2 separate regions of the Homo sapiens genome follow, and region 1 is linked to region 2. The links are chromatin contacts, found by Hi-C in ENCODE. All regions are on one chromosome and are shown on one strand. Each heading gives the region's core, a stretch centred on a gene start or an enhancer-like site at or near the end of the contact. The rest is flanking DNA. Distances are from core to core; before and after follow the strand shown. Region 1 holds the start of RANGRF (RAN guanine nucleotide release factor). Region 2 holds the start of MPDU1-AS1 (MPDU1 antisense RNA 1).

Evidence for each region. Hi-C counts contacts between places; a loop is a spot of excess contacts on that map. Pooled maps may share reads with other maps.
Region 1: a pooled map shows a loop between it and region 2 (5-fold over the local background). The contact joins the promoter of RANGRF here to the promoter of MPDU1-AS1 in region 2. A Hi-C loop is called at or near these places in 6 of 50 pooled maps.

The regions. Positions count from the first base shown.
Region 1 is chr17:8,286,432-8,290,172 of GRCh38, forward strand. RANGRF (RAN guanine nucleotide release factor) reads left to right here and starts at 2,239. Exons shown (of 5, transcript NM_016492.5): 1 at 2,239-2,434; 2 at 2,525-2,641; 3 at 2,827-2,983; 4 at 3,072-3,157; 5 at 3,382-3,656. The coding sequence starts at 2,358. The coding sequence ends at 3,505. SLC25A35 (solute carrier family 25 member 35) reads right to left here. Exons shown (of 5, transcript NM_001320870.2): 5 at 3,630-3,741. RefSeq lists enhancers at 1,902-2,131, 2,492-2,611, 2,892-2,961 and a silencer at 2,692-2,741.
Region 2 is chr17:7,582,302-7,585,784 of GRCh38, forward strand. MPDU1-AS1 (MPDU1 antisense RNA 1) reads right to left here and starts at 1,791. Exons shown (of 2, transcript NR_136402.2): 1 at 1,617-1,791. It overlaps MPDU1 (mannose-P-dolichol utilization defect 1), which reads left to right and starts at 1,551. Exons shown (of 7, transcript NM_004870.4): 1 at 1,551-1,664; 2 at 3,431-3,483. The coding sequence starts at 1,562. RefSeq lists enhancers at 375-1,248, 1,200-1,249, 1,249-2,123, 1,360-1,889, 2,124-2,996.

The sequences.
Region 1 (3,741 bases), core at 989-3,488, 700 kb after region 2:
GAGAGGAGTCTGATGGCTATAGTAAGAAATGAGGAGTCAAGCTCCTTAGTGTGCGCTACAAAAACCCTGCACACCTGACTGTGTTTGCAGCTCCCTGCCACCCATTCCCATCCTACCCTCCCTTGCCAAACAGATACACTTGCTTTCTCCAAAATATGCCCTCTCATCTCCAAGTTTTTGCTCCTGATGTTCCCCCAGCTAGAATACCCCTAGGATGTCCTACTGAATTCTGAGTCAAACTTTAAGACTCAAAGTATGGGCCAGGCATGGTGGCGCATGCCTATAATCCCATCACTTTGGGAGGCCAAGGCAGGAGGATCACTTGAGACCAGAAGTCCGAGACCAGCCTGGGCAACACAGTGAGACTCCATCCCTAAAATAAAACACACACACACACACAAAAATTACCGGAGCATGGTGGTGCATGCCTGTAGTCCCAGCTACTCAGGAGGCTGAGGCAGGAGGATGGCTTGAGCCCACAAGGTTGAGGCTGCAGTGAGCTACGACTGCACCACTACAGTCTAGTCTTGGCAACAGTGAGACCGCCTCTCAAAAAAAAAAACAAAAAAAGACTCAAAGTGTGCTCCACTGTTCCTTCAGTGAGGCATCGGGGGCTGTGTCCTAAATGTCTTTGTATCTCCAGCCCTTCACATTAGGGCCTGGCAAGGTAAGAGACCAATAAATATGTACCCTTTGGCTTCATTTCACTAAGTCATTAGGGTCCAGAGGTATGGTCAGCACTTGGAACCCTGTGGAATGGCCTCAAGATCAGAGTCCTCTTGCCCAATTCTTGGCTGGGAAGTAGGTGACATCTAGAATCCATGAGGGTATGGGTGATCTCCTGGGTTCCAGACATTTGCATTGAGTTTATTCAATCACTTAACAATATATATTAGGTCTGGGCTGGGCACGCTGGCTCACGCCTGTAATAATCCCAGCACTTTGGGAGGCCAAGGCAGGCGGATCATCTGAGGTCGGAAGTTCGAGACTCACCTGACCAACATGGAGAAACTCCATCTCTACTAAAAATACAAAATTAGCTGGGTGTGGTGGTGCATGCCTGTAATCCAGCTACTTGGGAGGTTGGGGCAGGAGAACAGCTTGAACCCAGGAGGCGGAGGTTGCAGTGAGCCAAGATCATGCCATTGCACTCCAGCCTGGGCAACAAGAGTGAAACTCCATCTCAAAAACAAAACAAAACAAAAAAACCCAATATATATCAGGTCTGTTATGCTCTAAACACCGTGCCGGGTGCTGAGGATCAAAGATGAATAGAGAAATGAACTGAAATGATATAGTGAAGTTAAAACTTAAAGAACACAACAAATCTGTAAAAGACAAACAAAAGAGGGTTTAATCTGTGCTTCTGTCCAGGTGTGTGGAGCTGGGGGTGGGGTTGCACCTGCCCGGGAGCATTCCCAAGGCAAATATTTGAGAGGAATTAGATTTCTAATACCCAGGTTGGCTCTCACTTTCAGGAAGATGTGAGACCTGAATCCTAACCTGGACGCATTGTTCCCCTAATTCCCAGCAGCAGATCTATGAATTAGCGGTCTGGGTGGCAGCCCATTCTTCTTTCAGAGGCCCAGAACACCGTGAAACTATGCTTTCCTGACTCAAGAGACCCTACCTAGACGTGGGCCCCTTTGACGAGCACCTGCCCCTCAGGAGGGTCTCAGGCGACCTTCTTGGAAGGTGTGACCACTTGAAAAGGACGAGGAGGCCAGGCGCTGTGGCTCTCGCCTGTAATTCCAGCACTTAGGGAGCCGAGGCGGGAGGATCGCTTGAGTCCAGGAGTTTGAGGCCAGCCTGGGCAAGATTGGGAGACACTCCCCACCCCGCCCCATTTCTACAAGTAATTAAAAATTTAGCCGGGCGTGGTGGCGGGAGCAGGAGCCACTCAAGAGGCTGAGGCAGGAGTATCACTTGAGTCCTGGAGGTGGAGACTGCAGTGAGCGGTGATCGCGCCACTGCATTACAGCCTGGGCGACACAGCGAGACCTGTCAATCAATCAATCAATCAATCAATCAAGAGGAGGCTGGCGGGAGCATGCTCGTGACCACCGGGGGCGACATAGACCCTAACCCTAAGTCCAACCCCAAGGCAGACCCCACCGTCCCGCCAGGCGCACTCCTAAGAGCGCGGCTTCCGGAGCAAAGCCGCTGACCCCCGCCCCCAGGGTCTTGGCGCCGATTGGCCAACGAGAGCGCAGGGCGGAGCCAAATCTTAAAGGATCCGGGAGCTAAGCCAGACCCGGGTGGCGGTGGCAGCTGCGAAACCCAGGGAGCCGATGCCACGTGACCCAATGTGGACTTCTTTTAAACCTTTCTAATGCCCATAACCCAGCCTCAGACCCATGGAGCCCACGAGAGACTGCCCGCTGTTCGGGGGCGCCTTTTCCGCCATCCTCCCCATGGGGGCCATTGACGTAAGGTGAGAAGGCCGGGGCGCCCAGGGGCGGCTGACTGGGTGGGTTGTGGGAAGAGACCGGGGTCAACCAGGGTCTGCCTCGCCTCACTCCAGCGACCTCCGACCGGTCCCGGACAATCAAGAAGTTTTCTGCCATCCCGTGACGGACCAGAGCCTGATAGTGGAACTTCTCGAGCTGCAGGCCCACGTACGGGGCGAAGCGGCTGCGCGGTGAGGGAATGGCCCCCGGCTGGCCAATGGCAGGGGCGGGGTCGGACCAGTGGGCGGGGCCCGCGGCCGACGGTTAATCCGGGCGGTGAGACCACGCACGGGCCGGGAGCCAGGCCTGCAACTTAAAGATGCTCCCGGGGAGGCGACCAGAGATGTCCCTTCCTGACCCCGCTTCCCTACTCCAGGTACCACTTTGAGGATGTTGGTGGCGTGCAGGGGGCTAGGGCTGTCCATGTGGAGTCTGTTCAGCCTCTCAGTTTGGAGAACCTGGCCCTGAGGGGCCGCTGTCAAGAAGCCTGGGTCCTCTCTGGCAAGCAGCAGATAGCTAAGGAAAACCAGCAGGTGAGGGCCCGAGAGTGTGTAATGTCCTGGAAGGGCGGTAGCGGGGACGCAGAGATCCAGGTAAGCATCCTGACTCTGATCCCCTTAGGTAGCAAAGGACGTGACACTTCATCAGGCCTTGCTGAGGCTGCCCCAGTACCAGACTGATCTCTTGCTTACCTTCAATCAGCCCCCGTAAGGAGGAAGGAACGGGCGGGTATCTCATGACTGGGTTCCCAGGAGAATCGGGCTGGGAGGGACAGAACAGGGAGACTCACTGGTGGGATCCTCCAAGGAAGCAGGAGTGGGCCAGAGGTTTGGGGTAACTGATACCCAGGTCCTCTGGGGAACAGGAATTGGCAATTTCCAAACCTCAGGCCTGGATGATGTTCTGTCTCCATCTGTTCCCCCACCCCAAGCCCTGACAACAGGTCATCTCTTGGCCCCGAAAATCTGTCACCTGCACCCTGGAGCCTGGGTGACTTTGAACAGCTGGTGACCAGTCTGACCCTTCACGATCCTAACATCTTTGGTCCCCAGTAAAGGCGCTGAAGCACTGCATGATGTTGCTGAGAACTTGGGGACTCGGTTCTGTGAGGGGGAAAAGAGGTTGAAAAGAGGGTTTCCTCTTATTTCTTCCCTGTGCGTAAACATAAGACAATCCCTCTTCAGAATAAACTTGCTTTATAATCAATATAATCTCTGTGCCTTTGAATCTAACAGGACACCTGGGTCCCAGACGCCTGGGAATTGGGTCTCTCGATTCCCTTTGGTTTTGG
Region 2 (3,483 bases), core at 541-3,040:
CGTGGCAAGCCGGTAGAGCCATTCATCCCCGCAGCCTTCTTCCTGACCCTCGTACAGTTTCAAATGCAGCAGACAGCCAAAGCAATGAGTGGGGGGCTGTGGAACTTCATTCCCAAAGGCAGCGCCAGTGGCTCCTGAGCAATGAGAATGTCCTGTCCTGTCCACCATATTCAAGGCCAGCAGAAGAGCCCGATTAAACCCTCGCAGCACCTGGCATGCTCCTATCCCACCTACAAGGGGTTGAATCAAGAAGGAGCAGTGGGTACTCTGACCTCCACTGGGGGCTCCTGGGAACAGCATGCCCCCCACACGGGGCCACCTGCCAAGCCTAACTTCATGCCCCCAGTACTTGAGATGAGGAGTGTCACTCTCAGGACAGCCAAGGTCCAGATTCCAGAAAGGACCTCCCAGATGGCCACAGCCTGCACCAGCAGTGAGCGCCAGTCCCACCCATTACAGCTGGCTACGGCGCAATCCCTGGGAGCCAGGATGAGCAGCACCCCCCAGCCGTAGGAGCCCCAGGAGGCTTCCGGCCTCCAAGGCCCAGAGACTGCCCCACAAGGGCAGCCCTCACCTGGCAGGGCCCCAGCAGCCCCACCTCTGCCTGCAGACATCCGTGTGACCTTGTAGACTTTGGAGGGGGGCCGCCAAAGGGCTGATCCACAGCGGAATGACGCACGGGTGGGCACCGTGGGTTGGCGTCCCGGCGGTCGGTAACGAAGCACAACGCCCCCACCAGGTAGTCCAAGGTGCCCTTTCCCAAGCAGCGCTGCAGGGTCCACTCGGCCTCGCCGAAGTCTCTGCCCAGCACGTGGTGCGCCCTCGGGCCAGCGGGGAGGGGGCGAATCCCGGGACTGCCTCGCCAGGCCTCGGCTCCCCGGAGACTCTTGGGGGTCTGGGCCCCAAGGGTGATTCAGGTGCTGCCCTTCCCCGACCTGGGCTCGCCTCCCCCACCTCCTCCTCTGCTTCACTGTCCCGGGCCCAGCAGTTGCCGGCGCACTCATGCTCCGAGGCCTGAGCCAACCGGAGGCGAGACAAGCACAGGGCCCTGCGCGCAACCCGGCACCTAAGGAGGCCTGCCCGGTGCAGACTCTCCTGCTCCCACCGGCGCCCTTCCCTCTAGAGACGCTGAGAGAACGGGAGCTAGTAGCGCCCCCACCCAACGCCACCTCGGAGACTCCGGCTCCTTCTCTCTCAACTTCGAACAATACAAAGTGTGCTAGGAGAAGACAAGATGGCGCCCAGCAGGAGGAGCGGAGAAAGGCAGGGGTGTAAATCTGGCTTCCAAACTGGAAGCGTCAACAAAGGCGTGGGAGGTCTAACCGCGCAGGCGTGCAGCTTCGGCAAGCTTTACAATTCCAACAGCGCGTCCAAAACGTGGTCCCTGACTGAGACTTATTTTACGCCACTAGAGTGAGGGTGGGTAGCGTCAGAAAGAGCGGGGCACGGGGCGGGCCAGCTTCGCCGCGGGAAAAGAACGGGAGGCGGAGTGTCCGCAGCGCGCACGCGCAACGAAAGTCAATGGCGGTCTGGAGAGACTGGCGGAAGCTAGCTTTGCAATATGGCGGCCGAGGCGGACGGACCGCTTAAACGGCTGCTCGTGCCGATTCTTTTACCTGAGAAATGCTACGACCAACTTTTCGTTCAGTGGGACTTGCTTCACGGTGAGTTTTATTCAGCATCCGATCCAAGTCCTACTCGAGTGACCGTGGGCCCTTAGTCCAAGCCTTGATCGGCGACTAAGTGACGGCAGTGACTGCCGCCATGCCGAGCTGGACGGAAGTCACTTCTGAGAAGGGCGGAAGTGTCTCGGGCTCCTTAGAGGGAGGACACCATATTAGTGCCAGTGGGGAAGTCACCGGGTGGAATTACTTCTTTGTGGAGTTTGTGCTGTAGCGACAATGAAAAACGAAGAGTCAACTTTTATAAAACAAAATAAAAATTAAGTCAAATCATGCCAACCTTTATTAGATCGCTAGCAGGGTTAAACTTAATTCAAAGCCCCTGATGAATCGGGCCTTCATTGCACCCCCAAAGGCTCCGCCACCCTGATTGCTTTCTTTCCAGCCTCCAGGTTTGCTCATAGTCTGATTTCGGAATAATTTGCCTCCCTTCCTTTTTCTGATTGCGAGACAGCTCCACAAGGGTCACCGTCAGACCGTTTGGGGAGCGTCAGTCTGCCCCTGTCAGTTCATGGTACCTCTCTTGAGCTCGTGGGGCACTTTGTTTTAGCCGCATTCATGACCCGTGAGAGTCAGACTCCCACTAGACCAAGTTCCTTGAGGGGAAGGCTTCAAGGCTAGAGAAGTTGTGGATGGCCAGGGCATAAAAGCAAGCCTTGAAAGGGTAAGGTTTAGTCCCTGAGTAGGGGCCAGGGACAGTCAGAGTGTTCAAGAAAGAGTGGTATGGGGCGGGCACGGTGGCTCACGCCTGTAATCCCAGCACTTTGGGAGGCCGAAGCGGGTGGATCACCTGAGGTCAGGCGTTCGAGACCAGCCTGGCCAATAGGGCGAAACCCCGCCTCTACTAAAAATACAAAAAATTAGCCGGGCGTTGTGGCAGGCGCCTGTAATCCCAGCTACTCGGGAGGCTGAGGCAGGAGAATCGCTTAAACCCGGGAGACAGAGGTTACAGTGAGCCAAGATCGTGCCATTGCACTCCAGCCTGGGCAACAAGAGTGAAACTCCGTCTCAAAATTAAAATAAGAAAAAAAAAATGGTATGAAGACTTGTCTTTGGAGAGAGAAGACATGTGAAATGGGGCACCCATTGGCCCAGAGAAGGGAAATAAAGGATCAGAGAGCTCTTGGGCATTTCTCAGCTTTATATGGGGAAGCAATGGAGAGCCGTGGAGGTCAAGCCAAGTTTGGGTGTTAATTTATAGGGAATGGAAGATTGGATGTGGGGGGTGGTAGGCATCGGAGAAAAGCTGTTTTGGAAAGTAACAGTCTGGGGCCCGGTGCGGTAGCTCGAGCTTATAATCCCAGCACTTTAAGGAGGCTGAGGCAGGTGGATCATCTGAGGTCAGGAGTTCGAGACCAGCCTGGCCAACATGGTGAAACCCTGTCTCTACTAAAAACACAAAAATTAACCGGGCATGGTGGTGTGTGCCTGTAATTCTAGCTACTTGGGAGGCTGAGACAAGAGAATTGCTTGAACCCAAGAGGCAGAGGCTGCAGTGGGCTGAGATTGGGCCACTGCACTCCAGCCTGGGTGACAGAGCAAGACTCTGTCTCCAAAAAAAAAAAAAAGTGTGGTGGTTTGGAGCAGGAAGGACCAGGACTTTCTCACTGCCCTCCGCCTCTCCTCCCCCCAAGACAATGCAAGACCCTGGTGTGGGTAAGGGGGCTCGGGGAGAGCCCACAGGAGCTTCAAGCCCTGGCCTGGGTTTCAGACATCTCCTGTCTGCTTACCCTTTTTTCTCTCCTCAGTCCCCTGCCTCAAGATTCTCCTCAGCAAAGGCCTGGGGCTGGGCATTGTGGCT